2 separate regions of the Homo sapiens genome follow, and region 1 is linked to region 2. Evidence: read pairs that join two places in POLR2A ChIA-PET (ENCODE). Cell type or tissue: endothelial cell of umbilical vein. All regions are shown on one strand.

Evidence for each region. ChIA-PET counts read pairs that join two places held together with the same protein. Peaks named below come from ENCODE experiments on the same cell type or tissue, not always from the same donor. Only the 100,000 strongest peaks of a DNase experiment are listed, where the experiment ranks them.
Region 1: POLR2A ChIA-PET joins it to region 2 with 6 read pairs; 1 of 35 experiments calls an interaction of 5 or more read pairs at or near these places.

Annotation. Positions count from the first base shown.
Region 1 is chr6:151,353,790-151,361,789 of GRCh38, reverse strand. It overlaps AKAP12 (A-kinase anchoring protein 12), which reads right to left. Exons shown (of 5, transcript NM_005100.4): 5 at 3,231-6,063. Among named protein-coding and RNA genes, the nearest start is that of ZBTB2, 34 kb to the left of the region's middle. RefSeq lists an enhancer at 6,501-7,002. In endothelial cell of umbilical vein, no CTCF peak of the experiment used is centred here; a DNase peak (open chromatin) is centred at 3,609; H3K27ac peaks cover 265 bases.
Region 2 is chr6:150,690,504-150,698,503 of GRCh38, reverse strand. All of the region lies in intron 2 of PLEKHG1 (pleckstrin homology and RhoGEF domain containing G1), which reads right to left. Among named protein-coding and RNA genes, the nearest start is that of PLEKHG1, 95 kb to the right of the region's middle. In endothelial cell of umbilical vein, no CTCF peak of the experiment used is centred here; a DNase peak (open chromatin) is centred at 3,453.

The DNA.
Region 1 (8,000 bases), 660 kb before region 2:
CTACCTGGGACTACAGCTGCATCCCACCACACCCAGCTTGCCTGGATTATTCTAACAGCATGTAAACTGACCTCCTCTCAACCTCCAGGCCTCAATTCTCTGCAAGATAGATGCCACTGACATTTTAGGTAGAAACATCTGTCTTATGCAGGGTTTTTCTGTGCCATGCAGGATGTCAAACATCTGTGGCCGTAACTCATTACATACCGTAACATCCTAGCCGTTGTGGTAACCAGACACGTGGCAGCACAAACCAGGGTGGAGAGTGGGACCTTTCACTAGCCCAACACTGCGGATCACTACGGTAAGAGGATTGCATCTTTTCCCTGCCAAACTATTTCAATGACTTTGTAGGATAAATCTCATATCTTGAAATGGCCCCCTGGCCATCTCTGCAGTATTATTTCTATAGTCTTTAAGAAGGACCCTAGTTATGTTTAGATTTCAGATTCTAGAGGCAATTCCATCTACTTTTCCAAGAATTAGGTAAGCCCCTGAGGGTCACAGGGATAAGTAGAATCAAGCACAATGTGGTTTTAAAATTAGCCTTATTTAGAGTATTGCCTCTTTGTTCATTAATTATACCTAGTTATTTGAGATTATTAAAACAAATAAAAAAACACAGGGTTAAGACTAAGCACTGGGCTTTAGTACTCAATATTCTTTTGTGGGCACATTAGACTTAGGTCCTCATTTCATCATTTAGGTATTGTTATTCTACCTCTGGTCTCTAAACATAGGTGTTATACTCAGTGAAGCCTCTCTTGAAGGTTACATGTTAAACTACCCTTCTCCTGTTAAAACTTTTAATGTCGACAGGTGATAGAAGAAGAATATGCACAGTTGCAAGAAGACCTCACTCATAACTGTAGAATACTACAGTAAAGATGTCTCACACCTGTAATCCCAACACTTTGGGAGCCTAAGGCAGGAGGATGGCTAGAGTCCAGGAGTTGGAGACCACTAGCCTAAGCAACATAGGGAGACCCCGTCTTTACAAAATATAAAAAATTATCTGGGCATGGTGGGGCACACCTGTGGGTGTTGTAGAGGCTGAGGTGGGAGGATTGCTTGAGCCAAGGAGGTTGAGGCTGCAGTGAGCCACGATTGCATGACTGCACTCCAGCCTGGGTGATAGAGTGAGACCCTTTCTCAAATAAATAAATCATGATGATTTTCACCACCATGCTATCTTCAGATCCTGGTTAGCTTAGCCCAACCTGTGTTATCACTTCAAAGTCTCAGCTTTCTCATATTAAAAGAAGGGCTCAGCTTGTTTTCCTAATTCCAATTATATAGGTTGGAGACAATAAGCAATCTGTTAGGAGAAGCTCGCATTTGTATCAAAGTTATACCAGGTTGTCTGTGACCAGCAGATCCATTTCCAGAATCTCATTAGAAATGAATAGTCGGCCAGGCACGGTGGCTCACGCCTGTAATCCCAGCACTCTGGGAGGCCAAGGCGGGTGGATCACAAGGTCAGGAGATCAAGATCATCCTGGCTAACACGGTGAAACCCCGTCTCTACTAAAAATAAAAAAATTAGCCAGGCATGGTGGCAGGCGCCTGTAGTCCCAGCTACTCGGGAGGCTGAGGCAGGAGAATGGCATGAACCCGGTAGGCGGAGGTTGCAGTGAGCCGAGATCGCACCACTGCACTCCAGCCTGGGTGACAGAGTAAGACTCCGTCTTGAAAAAAAAAAAAAAAGAAATGAATAGTCATGGCCGGGCACAGTGGCTCATGCCTCTAATTCCAGCACTTTGGGAGGCTGTGGCGGGTGATCAGTTGATGCCAGTTCAAGACTAGCTTGGCTAACATGGAAAAACTCCGTCTCTACTAAAAATGCAAAAATTAGCTGGGCATAGTGGTGGGCACCTACAGTCCCAGCTACTCAGGAGGCTGAGGCATGAGAATTGCTTGAACCTGGGAGGCGGAGGTTGCAGTGAGCCTCAATTGCACTACTGCACTCTAGCCTGGGTGATGGAGTGAGACTCTGTCTCAAAAAAAAAAGAGAAAAAGAAAAAGAAAAAAATGGTCATGTTGTTTAACTGAAGTCACAAGTCTCTGATTCCAGAGAGCGTCCTGCCCCATGCCCCATGCCCGGAAGGAAGGAATGCGTGCTCAGAGAGACCAAGAAGAATCTAGACAGACAGGCCTTGCTGTGTTTCCCCACTCAGTCTGTTAGCATTAGATCATATCCCTTTTGTCCAGTCATATTTCTCCACGTCCATACTTTGTTGAACCTATATTAAAATGGACAATTTCCCCTGCATTTTTGGGTCTTCATTCTGAAGGCTCCCAGGTACACATTAATAAAATTTGTATGACTTTCATTTAAAAAAGAATAGGGCCAGGTGTGGTGGCGCATGCCTGTTATCTGAGCACTCTGGGAGGCTGAGGTGGGTGGATTGCTTGAGTCCAGGATTTTGAGACCAGCCCAAGCAACATACCAAAACCCCATCTCTATTAAACATGGATGTATATAATTCTCTATTCTTGACTAGGATTTCAAAACAAAAAAAAATAGAATACACTTTGGGGGGCCGAGACAGAATTGTTTTAGCCCAGGAGTTTGAGACCAGCCTGGGCAACATGGCAAGACCCCATCTCATGGTGGCACATGCCTGTAGTCCCAGCTACTCAGGAGATGGGAGGATCCCTTGAGTCCAGGGGTTCAAGGTTACACTGAGCTCTGATGGCATCACTGCCTTCCGGCCTGTGTGACAGAGCCAGACCCCATCTCTACAAAATATGAAATCAAAATACAAATAAATGTTTAAAAGAAATAGTCATGTAGATTTGAATTTATGTGACACTGATTTTGTGTTCCGGTTCCGAGCTCTGCTACTATCTGGGAATCCTTGGACTGCGTCCATTTCCTTTCTTACAGGGTTGGAGAAAGAGGTTCTAACTCTGGTTCTGGTTATTGGTTGGCATTTCAGAGAAGGTTTGTGTGACTATCCAAAAACTGTACATAAAACTTTATATTGGGGAGTCCGAGGTCAGCTAGAAGCTTAATGAGATTCTAATTAAAGGAGCCCAGGACCCAAAAAGGTTATGATCATGAATAGAGATCTTTGTGGACTCACGCCTATCCTAGATACATTCATTCCAAACTCTCATGATGCTCTATGAACAAAGGGTGCTAAGTAGTTAAAAGCAGAGCTTAAATGTATGACGAATATCACAACAGACAAGAGAAAAGCAATGGAAACTGAATCACAGTGAAATTACAGAAAGAAAATCCATGGCATTTAATTAGATTGCATTTTATTTAGATAAATGAAAATTTGCCCCAAACAGAACTAGGAATCAAATATTGTCTTCGACTAGAGGTAATTGCTAAGCTGGAAGCTTATATTGAAAACTAAAATTTCCAGCCCTTGACTATCTGTAGTTCCAAACATCAAAGGAAAATATTGGAACAATTTATCTATGTACAGAGAGAGGCAACTCATGGGTACCATAAGCAAAATAACCTGAGGGGGAACATTTGATATTACAAGAAGTGGTGAGAGTTTACAAGTCTTGCATTGCTTTCTATTGTACATGGCTCTGTAGTAATGCCAAAAATAACAAAATGTAGGCACTTGCTCTGACTTCTGCAGTTTACATTAGATTATTATGTACTTCATAAATTAACAGCAGCTTTAGAATTATAAAACAGTATTATATTTCATGCTACTGTTGGTGTTCTTCTTGTTAAAATAATGTTCTCAACGGACATAGATACAGAGCTTGTACAGAAGTAACTCTGGGCACATCCAGATAGTACAAAAAGCAGTCATAAAGCAGCTACTCATGGAATCGCAACTGTGATGGCCAGCGAGCACCTGGCCACAGGTGGTAGGAAAAGACAAACGCGGGTGGAATTTAAACAAAAACGTCAATTTCCCACAAACTACACAAATCTTTAATCTGTTCAAAACAGCACAGAATGTCTTCCTGCCATAGAGAGGAAGTCAATATGAACTTGTTATAAATTGCTGTCATTTCCAAAACTCTTTAGTTGATGTTCAGAACTAGAAACCAGCACTTGGATTTCAATCTCAGTTGGCCAAAAAAAAAAAAAAAAAAAAATTATATATATATATCAGAGGTTTTTTGAATTTGGGGATTTTAATAATGATGCATGGGTAGCTATTATATATATTTGAGAATAACTCCTAAAAGATGACTTCCAACTACAAACAAGACTATATATACACTGCTATCATGAGGTGTTTTACTAATATGGCCAATTATGTATGAAGTTAGATTTGTTAGCAAAAAGAAACTACTTTCAGTTTTAAAAGCAAACTTTCTTTCCATTAAAACTAGGCTTTCCAGCTAATCAGCAGTCAAAATTTAAATTTTCAAACTGGAGTACCAAGTTTGAGTAAAATCTGGAAAGCTATATGCCAGGCCAGTTCTGTGTGTCAAGAGTAGATAAGTGACACTATTCTTCGTGTGACAATTGTCTGACAAAACCCTTAATGTAGGCTGAGGCAGGAGAATCGCTGGAATCCGGGAGGTGGAGGTTGCGGTGAGCTGAGATCGTGCCATTGCACTCCAGCCTGGGCAACAAGAGCGAAACTCTGTCTCAAAAACAAACAAACAAACAAACAAAAAAACAAACCCTCAATGTATTAGCATGACTCATCATTTTGACATTTAAAAAATTTTCCAAGATTATTTCAGGAAAGGCATTTTTACTATTAATTAAGCTTTCTTAAAATTTCTTTCTAGAGACATTTGTTATTGTTTGAAACCAAAAATATTAACACAAAAAAATTGACATTTTCAGGAATTACCAGATGGTACAATTGTAGCAAGAACGTCAATCTGAAAAGCTACTGGTTTATTTCAGGAAAGCTATCTCGGCCATGGCTTCCTCTGAACACACAAACCAGTGACAAGGGGTTTCATGTAATGACTACATCAGAAAGTTCTAGCTTATCAATCATTATCTTTAGAATTCTAATGTGGTACACATATGTCCCAGGCTTCCTGGTATCTAATAAAACCAGCAAATCTAAGTGAAGCAAATATTTTATTTAAATCAGTCGTCAAATCACAACTTATCCAAATGAATGTGTTGCAACATTGTTCTTAAAAGAATGGCACAAATATGGCACAAACACAATCCAGTATCTATCAAAATACCATTTGTAAAGAACCTGACTTATTTCATGCCATGTGTGAATGCAGTCCAGCATATAAGAGTAGAATCAAAAACTTACAACAATTCTTTTCTTCATAACATATAAAACATATTCACTACTTTGCCTCAGGATTAAGCACACTTATCGGTCCAAACAACCATAACAAGTAGGAAAAAGGATGTAAAGTTAATTTGCTACCAGAATATAACTTCTTTCTAACCTCCACTGGGTTAGAAAGAAAAATTTCCCAATGACAATAGAACATTCTGTATGTTTCAAAATGCTTTTTAGTTTTAGCACACTCCGTGTAATAGGAAAGTGACCAATTTCAGAGTACCACTAAATATGGACCTCAATCATTAGTGAATTTTAAAGAATTGTACCTTGATCAGGAATGTTACATCTAGGAGGCTCTGTTTTTCGTGGGTTATATAACTGAGGCTTAAAGCTCCCCAAGCCTGCACTATGGCACATGCCCCATCATATACTGTGTGATACAAAAAGCATGTAGTATCCTGCACATTTCCTTAAACATTAAGAAAAAAATATACAATAGATACAGGAGGACTACTTAAAACATACATATAAATATGTAAAGAATGATACTCCAGTTTCAGAAGCAGAACTAGGTATTGCCAACTCCAGTTCCAGGTTAAGAATTTAGGACCTTAAATCAGAATTTATATGGTTATCAAGGGAAAATTGTAGGTTGGTCTTGGAAAGAGGAAATGTTAAATGGCTCTAGCTCCTGATGAAGCCTCAGGATTGTCAGGGGCTCTCTAGAAATGAGATCAGTTGATGTGCCTGCTCTCCAATTCTCAAAGTTCTGAAATACTGGTCTTCAGTCTCAGCAGCAGCATTCATTTTCTTCTACTACTTGTCTTCACATTCTGGTCTTCCAAACAGACAATGAGTTTAACTGTAGGAGGAGGAAGAATCAGCGTAAATAAAATCTCCTTTTTCTCTCTCATTTATTAACAACAGGATAGTTGTCAAAGTGACCTAATAATACCATAGTTTAACTCCATTAAAAAAACAAAGATGGGGCCGGGCGCGGTGCCTCATGCCTGTAATCCCAGCACTTTGTGAAGCTGAGGAGGGCAGATCATGAGGTAAAGAGATCGAGACCATCCTGGCCAACATGTTGAAACCCTGTCTCCACTAAAAATACAAAAATAAGCTGGGCATGGTGGCATGCACCTATAGTCCCTGCTATTCGGGAGGCTGAGGCAGGAGAATCGCTTGAACCCAGGAGGTGGAGGTTGCAGTAAGCTGAGATTGTGCCACTGCACTCCAGCCTGGCGACAGAGCGAGATTCTGTCTCAAAAACAAACAAACAAACAAAAAACAAAGATAGGGCTGGGTGCGGTGGCTCATGCCTGTAATCCCAGCACTTTAGGAGGCCGAGGCGGGCAGATCACTTGAGGTCAGGAGTTCAAGACCATCCTGGGGGAAACTCCGTCTCTACTAAAAATACAAAACTAAGCTGGGCATGGTGGTGTGTTATCTGTAATCCCAGCTACTCAGGAGGCTGAGGCAGGAGGATCGCTTGAACCTGGGAGACTGAGGTTGCAGTGAGCTGAGATTGCGCCACTGCACTCCAGTCGGGGTGACAGAGTGAGACTCTGTCTCAAAAACAAAACAAAACAAAAGAAAACGAAGATGGGTTGAGCACAGTGGCTCACGACTGTAATCCTAGCACTTTGGGAGGGTGAGGCAGGAGGATTTCTTGAGGCCAGGAGTTTGAGACCAGCCTGGGCAACATAGCAAGACCCCTGTCTGCAAAAAAATTTAACAATTAGCTCGGAGTAATGACATGTGCCTGTGGTCCCAGCAGCTATTCAGGAGACAGAGGCAGAGGCAGGCGATTTGCTTTAGCCCAGGAAGTCAAGGTTGCAGCAATCCATGATTGCACCACGGCATTCCAGCCTGGGTGACACAGCAAGGCTCTCTCAAAAAACAAAACAAAGATAGGGCTGGGCGTGGTGGCTCACACCTGTAATCCCAGCACTTTGGGAGGCCAAGGCGGGCGGATCACGAGGTCAGGAGATCGAGACCTCCTGGCTAACACGGTGAAAACCCATCTCTACTAAAAATACAAAAAATTAGCTGGGTATGGTGGCGGGCACCTGTAGTCCCAGCTACTCGGGAGGCTGAGGCAGGAGAATGGCGTGAACCTGGGAGGCGGAGCTTGCAGTGAGCCGAGATCGCGCCACTGCATTCCAGCCTGGATGACAGAGCGAGACTCCGTCTCAAGAAAACAAAACAAAACAAAACAAAAACCACAAAGATGGGGAGTTACTAGCAACTGCAAGTAACTAACACAGTGAGGGTCGGTCATTATATGCGCTGGAAAATTTTTAAAAATACTTGTTACTACTGCTAGGGGAAAAAAAATCCATTTTTTCTGAAAGAGCTATCATCAGCTATATTTCAGGCAGTTTAATATTAGCCCATTTGGGGGCACTAGTTTTTTTTGTTTGTTTTTTTTTTTTGAGACGGAGTCGTGAGGCACCACGCCCAGCCATTGGAGCACTAGTTATTTTTAAAAAAACTCAACAAGATAGTTGAGTGAACACAATGTATTTCTTATGCCTTTGGGTCAAACACGCACATGTGCACACACACATGCCGTTTTATTTTATTCTAAAGCAGTCACATTAGGAGGTAAAACGAAGTCGTTCTTTTCATAACATCGATAAGACTAAATGGCATTTCAATCACCAAAAACCATGAAACTATCCTAGATCTTTGAATCTAGTTGATAGTTATTTTCCTCAACTGAAGGTTCTACACGAAGGCATTAATTATTTGCTCCCGATTCCTTATGTAACAAATTTGCCATCTATTGGCATA
Region 2 (8,000 bases):
GTGTATATATAGTATTGTATACACACGCAATCAGGTTAGGTAGTCAAACCCTTTATATGCTAACAACTTCCTTAACTAACAAAATTGTCATAACGTGATCAACATTGGTATCTTTCAAAATTGATATAACCTGAGGTACCGCTTGAGCGTCCCTAATCCAAAAGTCCAAAATCCAAAATGCTCCAAAATCCATAATTTTTTGAGCATCTACATGACTCCCAAGTGGGTAACTGCACACATAGGAAACACTACATGTAAGTACTTAACAAAAAGTTTGTTTCATGCACAAATTTAAAATATGTATAAAATTACCTTCAGGCTACATGAATGAGGTATATAGGAAACCTAAATGAATTTCATGGTTAGACTTGGGTCCCATCCCCCAAATATCTCATTATGTAAAGCAAATATTCCCAAATCCAAAAAAATCTGAAACCCAAAACACTTGTGGTCCCAAGCATTTCAACCCATACTTTACAACTGATCTACTTGTTTGATGCATTAGCCAACATTTGGTCTTTATCCATAACATTCTTTAAAAACAAACAAAAAAAAACCCAACAACAAAAAAAAAAAAACACCACTGCCAGAATAACAAAATGTCTTCAGAAACTCTTAAGCAGATTCTTCAGGATCTATCAAAGAGGACCAGAATCACTTTCTTAAGCAGGTAGTGATGTGGGGACATTTGTGATTCCTCACTGTAAGAAAGCTGCTCTGGTATTAGGAAACAAAACACAGCATCTTCCCTTTGCACAGCATGGGACTGTCTGTGTCAATCTTCCAGCAGGAGGCTGGCCAGAGTAAACAGATGTCTCAATACATGGAGAAGCCAAACTCTCTTCCAGTTGTACACAAAAAGCTGATGCCCCTGCTGGGACCATCTGAATTCTGAATGACCAACCAAACTTCTGGTTTGGGCTCCCCTCCCAGGGCCGGCCCTCAGCGAGATTCTCAATTAGGAGAAGCTTGTTCAGGACCACACCAGGACCACTTGCCCAATTCCCAGGCACCCGACTTACTTCCCAGTTGCCTGTCCTTAAATCTCCCCCACTCAGGGTTCGCTTCTTTAAGGCTAGTGCCTTAAGCTCCACGACCTTGCAAAAATTCCAAGGAAGCTTCAAGAGCTAAGATAGTCTTCCTAGGCACAGGACTGAGTCCAAGCTCACTGCTCTCTCCATTGCCTACAACATGACATGCTCTTTGGTAGCACTCAGCAGTGGAAACTTTACCATTTTATCCACCTTCTTAAAGGTTGAGAATTTACAAATTGTTTGTAATGGTTCTACTCTTTCAGAATCAAATCATCACATATATTCTATTTTATCTCCTGGGGAAATTTTAAAATGCTCAGAAGCATTCATGTATTTAAAAGTACTTCTTCTTCTTCTTCTTTTTTTTTTTCTTTAGACAGAGTCTCACTCTGTTGCCCAGGCTGGAGTGCAGTGGTACCATCTTGGCTCACCGCAACCTCTGCCTCCCAGGTTCAGGCAATTCTCGTGCCTCAGCCTCCCAAGTAGCTGGGACTACAGGCGTATGCCACTGTTTTTGTATTTTTAGTAGAGATGGGGTTTCACCATGTTGGCCAGGCTGGTCTTGAACTCCTGGCCTCAAGTGATCCACCTGCCTTGGCCTCCCAAAGTGCTGTGATTACAGGCATAAGCCACTGCGCCCGGCCCTATAGTTTGATTTCTAAAGCCACCATACCACCACCAGGGGATTCAGTCTCATGCACACGGGAATACTTTTAAAATATACTTACCTTGAGACATTTTCCCTCTCACAAATAATTTTTGGTATCTCTAGACTTTAAAAAAAATCACTTGTAAAATTATGCTCATGAGCCAATTATTCATTTCCAACTTCTGGTTGGTTGAAGATTCCTTTTGTGCAGTTTGCATGGAGCTGCTGTTGTTATGAAACACACCCACAAAGTCAGATTAACGGGGCTGAAGAAGAACAGACCACCAGAACCAATGCTAATGCATTCTTGAAGAAGGGAGAAAGTGCGTGCGTGCCGTGTGTGTGTGTAATGAGATATTCACAGTGTTTAATGCAAGATGATCAAATGTCTAAGTGTCATCCTCTAATTTCAAATGGAAAACTGCAGATTTTCTTCTGAAGCTGGCAGGCTGCCATCGCTGCAGGCCCTGAAGTGGCTTTGGGCTTCAGGGAGAGGGGGAAGCAGACGTCGCTCAAAGAGCCCTCTGCTTCTCCCTGGCTGCAGCTCTACCCTGGGTCTCCTGGCCTAAGGACGAGTTCCTCTGCCAGGCTTCCCAGGGACTTTCAACCTAAGCTGTCAAATAAATCATTTAAAGGATATGTGGACTTTAAGAACTATTGACAGAGGGAAGACATCCTAAAATAGTCTCTTTGATCTGAATTCTTCCTCATTACAACATTGATATAGAGCTAGGGTTTTGGATACCAGTCTTCTGCCCCCTCCATGTAACTTCTATAAAGAATATCTCCATTTCATTTGACTTGTTGTGAAAGTGGCCAAGAAAGTAAAAAATTAACATTTTTAAGGTAAAGATTCTAGGTCTGAATTATTTTTATATTTTCCTGCCCTTTCTTCCTGACGAGTATGACTTAACAACATCTACTTAGTCATTTCACAGCTATTTACGACACAAAATCCTCCTCCATTCAAGGAGGGCCCATCTTGTTACAAGAAAATATCAGCAACCAGAAATACAGCTCATGAGAGAAACTCTGGAGTCAGACCTCTGTGAAACAATAATAATGTCCATTTGGGTGTGCATGGCTTTTTTGTTTGTTGTTTGTTTTTCTTTTGACTTTTTTGGTGTGCATATTTGTTAGGCACTGCTGCAAGCAACTGACATACATGGTCTCATCCAGTCCTCAGGAGAATTCCATTGTTCCCGTTTGAAAGATGGGTAATTCGAGGCTTAGGCAAGCTACACAAGTCCAAGATCACACAAATGTTAAGTAGAAGAGCCAGGATTTTAGTGTTCTTAACCACTGCCCTATACTTTAAATTTTCAAGGAAAGTAGAATCAGCTCTTTTCTCTATAAGGAAGAAACACCCAATACAGCCTAGGATCCTAGTTTGTAGAACAGAGATATATTTCTAGTGAATTCCTAATATTTTCTAAACCCTTATCTTAAATTAAAACCAAATTAAGCAGCTCACTACCTAAAAATCAAAGGACAACGTGCTAGACTTGGAGCTTTTAAGTTTTTCAAAATTACCAAATATGAAAAATTGTATTTGCAAAAACATCAAACAGAACTCAAGTTCTAGAAGCACAAACCATTGAGCAAAGAAAATGGAAATCAGAGTAGGTTTAAGTAGGACAAATATTGTTCTTTGGAATAGAAACTTGTTGCTGAATCTCACCATGGAGCAAAAGACTTACAAACTTTTGAAAAAACAGGGTTCACATGGAAACAGAAACATAACAGGAACTATGATATCAAGACTGACAGATGCCATGTGTCTTCCTAATTCTTTTAAAAGCCATTCTTGGCTATTAAAATGTCAATGTAGGAATAATAAAATACCATTGATTCTAGTTTTCCAGGGGGAATGTTTATGCAGAGGTTTTAAAACTTTAGATGTATAAAAATTTACTAGCACAGAAGGCAGATATGTTGATAACTCCAGCTACTAAGAACTACAGCTCCAGTTACTAGGAATTGACTAGAAAACACTTAAAAAGATGGTAATCACACAGTCATGAGGACTACTTAATAATATAAATCATTATAGCTAACATTTTTTGAGTACTTACTATGTGCCAGGCACTATTTTATTTTTTATTTTTATTTTTTTTTTTTTTGAGACAGAGTCTCACTGTTGCCCAGGCTGGAGTACAATGGTACCATCTCAGCTCACTGCAACCTTTGCCTCCCAGGTTCAAGCAATTCTCCCGCCTCATCCTCCCAAGTAGCTGGGATTACAGGCGCCCACCCCCACACTGGGCTAATTTTTGTATTTTTAGTAGAGACGGGGTTTCACCATGTTGACAAGGCTGGTCTCCAACTCCGGATCTCAGGTGATCCAGCCACCTCGGCCTCCCAAAGTGCTGGGATTATAGCTGTGAGCCGCCGTGCCCAGCCAGGCACTATTTGAAACATTTTCTCTTTAAATTAATTCATTGAAAGCTCACAACAATTCTAAAAGGCAGATATTACTATCATCCCTACTTGAGAAAAATGAGGCACTGAGAGATGAAATAATTTTCAAATTCACACAACTAGTAAGGAGTGAAACTGGCATTTGAACCTAGACAGTCTAAGTCTGGGACTGGAACTCTTACTCTGTATGCTATAATAATTTCCGGTAGCAGAGTCCTGCATGCCAGGACAGGGACAGTCCCCACCTAACAACTAATGGCAGACATAAAACAGAAAATTCTGCCATGTTCATTGGCAAAGGTTCTTATAAACTAGATCCATGCTGCCTGTCTTTGAATGGATCACAGTCAAGGATTCAAAGCCTCCCATGTAAACTCCCAGAAGCATATACAAAGATGAAGATGAGGGAAGCAATAACTATACACAAAGCCTGTACCGACTTGGCTGGGAATGACTTCTAAACTATCACGCGACACAGCTTCCATTCTCTTGAAGCGCTGTTTGCATCTTTTGCCATTTTGCTCTGCCTCTCGAGGTAGTCATGAGGTCCCTGCCTCCTGACCTGGGCCACTCATGACTGTGCATTCCTCTCATAGCCTTGTGCAAAGATTTATGTATGATTTATGCATGATTGGTGCATGATTTATGAACATAACAACATGGGCCATATATGCTTTCCCAAGGGCTGGGTATCGAGCTGGCTCTGGAAGGAGGTGATGGGTGAGGATGTGCTTAGAGCGGGTGAGAAAGCAGCCAAGTGTTGGAGAACAGAGCCAGGCCAGGAGAGACGAAACACATGGGGGAGTGGTTAGCCTGAACCACGGAGCTGTGCTCCAGTGTGACCAAAGAGAGGGTGGTTACTGATGCAGGACCTCAGAGTCTATCCCAGGGAATTCAGAGATTATTCCAAGGGCAATTTGAATCACTGGCTGATCATTCAAAGGGTAGAAGGAAGCTGCTGTGGATTTTGTTTGCTGACACAAGAGCTTCCAAGTCCCAGAGTTAGAATGATCAGAGAGAGAAGCCAAAAGTTGAGAAGCGACTTCCAGGAAGCAGAGAGACACCAAATAAGTCACACATAGGTTTTTTGTTTGTTTGTTTGTTAATTTTTTGAGACAGAGTCCTGCTCTGTCACCCAGGCTGGAGTGCAGTGGCGTGATCTTGGCTCACTGCAACCTCCGCCTCCCAGGTTCAAGTGATTCTCCTGTCTCAGCCTCCCGAGTAGCTGGGACTACAGGTGTGCACCACCACACCCGGCTAATTTTTGTATTTTTAGTAGAGATGGTGTTTCACTACGTTGGCCAGGCTGGTTTCGAACTCCTGACCTCAAGTGATCCAACCGCAGGAACAGTTCCCTGAGGTCTACATATTAAATCCAAGCTCCTTATCTTGACATTTAAGGCCTTCTATGTTCTGACCTGGAACTTCAGCCATATGGACATCTCAACATTCCCCCAAATGTCATTTGCTTTCATTCCTCTGTGCCTTTGCTTATGCTAACGCCTGCCCTTGGATGGCCTTTCTACTGTTTTCTACACAGAGAAATCACCAATGCACTCGCTCTGACAGTGTAACTAATTAATTTCAGTTTGACTTAGTAGAAACTTCATGAGTTAAAAGAGACTGAAAGTGTGACAAAAGCAAGTACTTACTTTCTCTTGGCCTAAATTTCAGAGTTGAAAGTATCCTCAATGGTTTGGAAGGCTCCATTCAAATTCTGCTTACTCTATACTCTCCCTTAAAATTAGCATTTTTTTCCCTCTGATATTCATTTAGTAATTATTTAATTCTGCCTATTCATATTATACTTGCAGCATTTCTTTAAATTTGTCTTCTCTAGATCACATATGCTTTTTTTGAGGTCAAGGACAAGCCTTAGGAAAAATTCTTTTCTTTCCAGCATGCCATTAGTTTTCCACATAGCAGCTGCTCAGTGAATATTTATTGAATCATCAGCCCATGATCATATTATTCTAATTAAAATAAGAGGCTTTTATCAAATGATAATTACATAGTTAATTATGAAGAAATCTGGGAAAAGAGTTGTATTGTTGATCTGAAGTAAACTAAGAGTACAAGAGTCTATTAAATTCCATCAGAAAAGAGTGACAGATACAGTAAATTATTTTAAAGCATTATAGTCATTGCCATTATTTATAAAATGGGTTAATTTTGAGTTTACAAACATAAAATACTTTCAGTACATAAACACAACAAACATTAAGTTGTGATGTGCAATTTCTCTGTCTTTATTTTACTCATGCCTGAAGTTGCTAGGCCTTATATGGGGTGAGGTTAAAAATTCCTCACCCCATATAAAAAGTGACTTCAGTTGGGATTGACAGATGCCTAACCAGGCTTCCTCAAACTGCTCCCAGGCCTAACAAAGGAAATGGGCCATGTCCCAGCGGGACAGGAACCTGGATCCACCCCTGGTCTCTTGTTCCTTCAAGCCTAGGCTGGAAGTGAATGAGGAAACACAGTTTGGGTAGAACTTACAGTGGTTCAGTCATATTCTCTCCAATGGCTCCCCAAAACTTTTCCCAAGTCCTCAGTAAATATTTGGTGATTAACTGATTTTATCATCTGACATTTCTCCTAACATCATTGTTGAAAAAGAAAGTTGGCTGAGATTTACAATGACCCCTTCTCACAAGGTGGGTGGTTGGACTTGGGAAGGAATGAGAACCATTCTATTGATAGAAGAAGAGGCTCTTCCCCAGCTGACATAATGACGGAAATGGTGGTTTAGAAAAAATCTTAAAAATTGCTCAGAGATGATTATAGGCTGTCATTAAGAAATGAGGAAGGAAGGGCTTTCTTTTCGACTACAGGGTGTACAGCTCTACAGACAGAAATTATTATTTTATATTTAGGCCAATGGTAGTCTGTAGGCCTTTGAAATGTAAAAAGCAATAATAACTTAAGTATCTGGTTTGGCTTACAAAGCATCAAGACAGATTACACAGGCCATATATAAAAACCAGGCTCTGTCCTTTATAACATTATTTCACTCATCCCTGAAGTATAACTGAAAATAAATACCTTCCTAAGAGTCTCTTCACACTTAAGTTGTATTTAAATAACTTAAATATAAAAATACCAGTAGATTGAAAAATACTTAAAGGATTTCATGACCAGGTTGGAAGTTCAAGTGTATTAAAAGGAGAGAGAATGAAATAAAAGGGAATTAGAACAGACCATCTCATTAGTCATAAAAAGAAATGAACTTCTGATATGGATAGGTCTTGAAAATACTATACCAAGTGAAATAAGTCAAACAGAAAAGGATAAATATTAGTATTTCAGGTTTCTGAAGTCACTGCTATATTCACTGTGTGCCAACTCTGTGTAGGACAACCGCCATGGTGGATTTAGAGAGTATCAGGCCATGGAGATCTAACTGGGTTCATCATCCAGATGAGGGAGGACTATGGGGAAAGTGAACAATGCATGCGCTGGGTTGCGGAAGAGCAACACAGCCCACATTCCAGTGTTCACAGGAGGCAGGGATCTGTGAGCTGAAGCAGCTTTCCAAAAGCAGGAGAACAGAATTCCTGAAATCACACAGGCACGAAAATAACCGTGATTTCACTCAACAAACCAAATAACTTGTTTGCAACATAAAACGTGCAAATGTTTGTTCCTGATTAGATCTTTGAGAGAGTGAGTGGGGAAATCATCTCCAGTAAAGACATCCTATGATAATTTTCACTCCTAATCCAGAGTTTCATTTTGCACCCTTCCTCTCACATCCTCCACACCTTTTGGAATAGCTGAAGCCCAGGAAGGGCATGTCTTAGTGTGCTGAATGGCAGGCTACTCATACACAAATATATGCATGCTTACTTTATTTGGACAGAAGCACTAGAGAAGTATAGTTACATTTGATATTT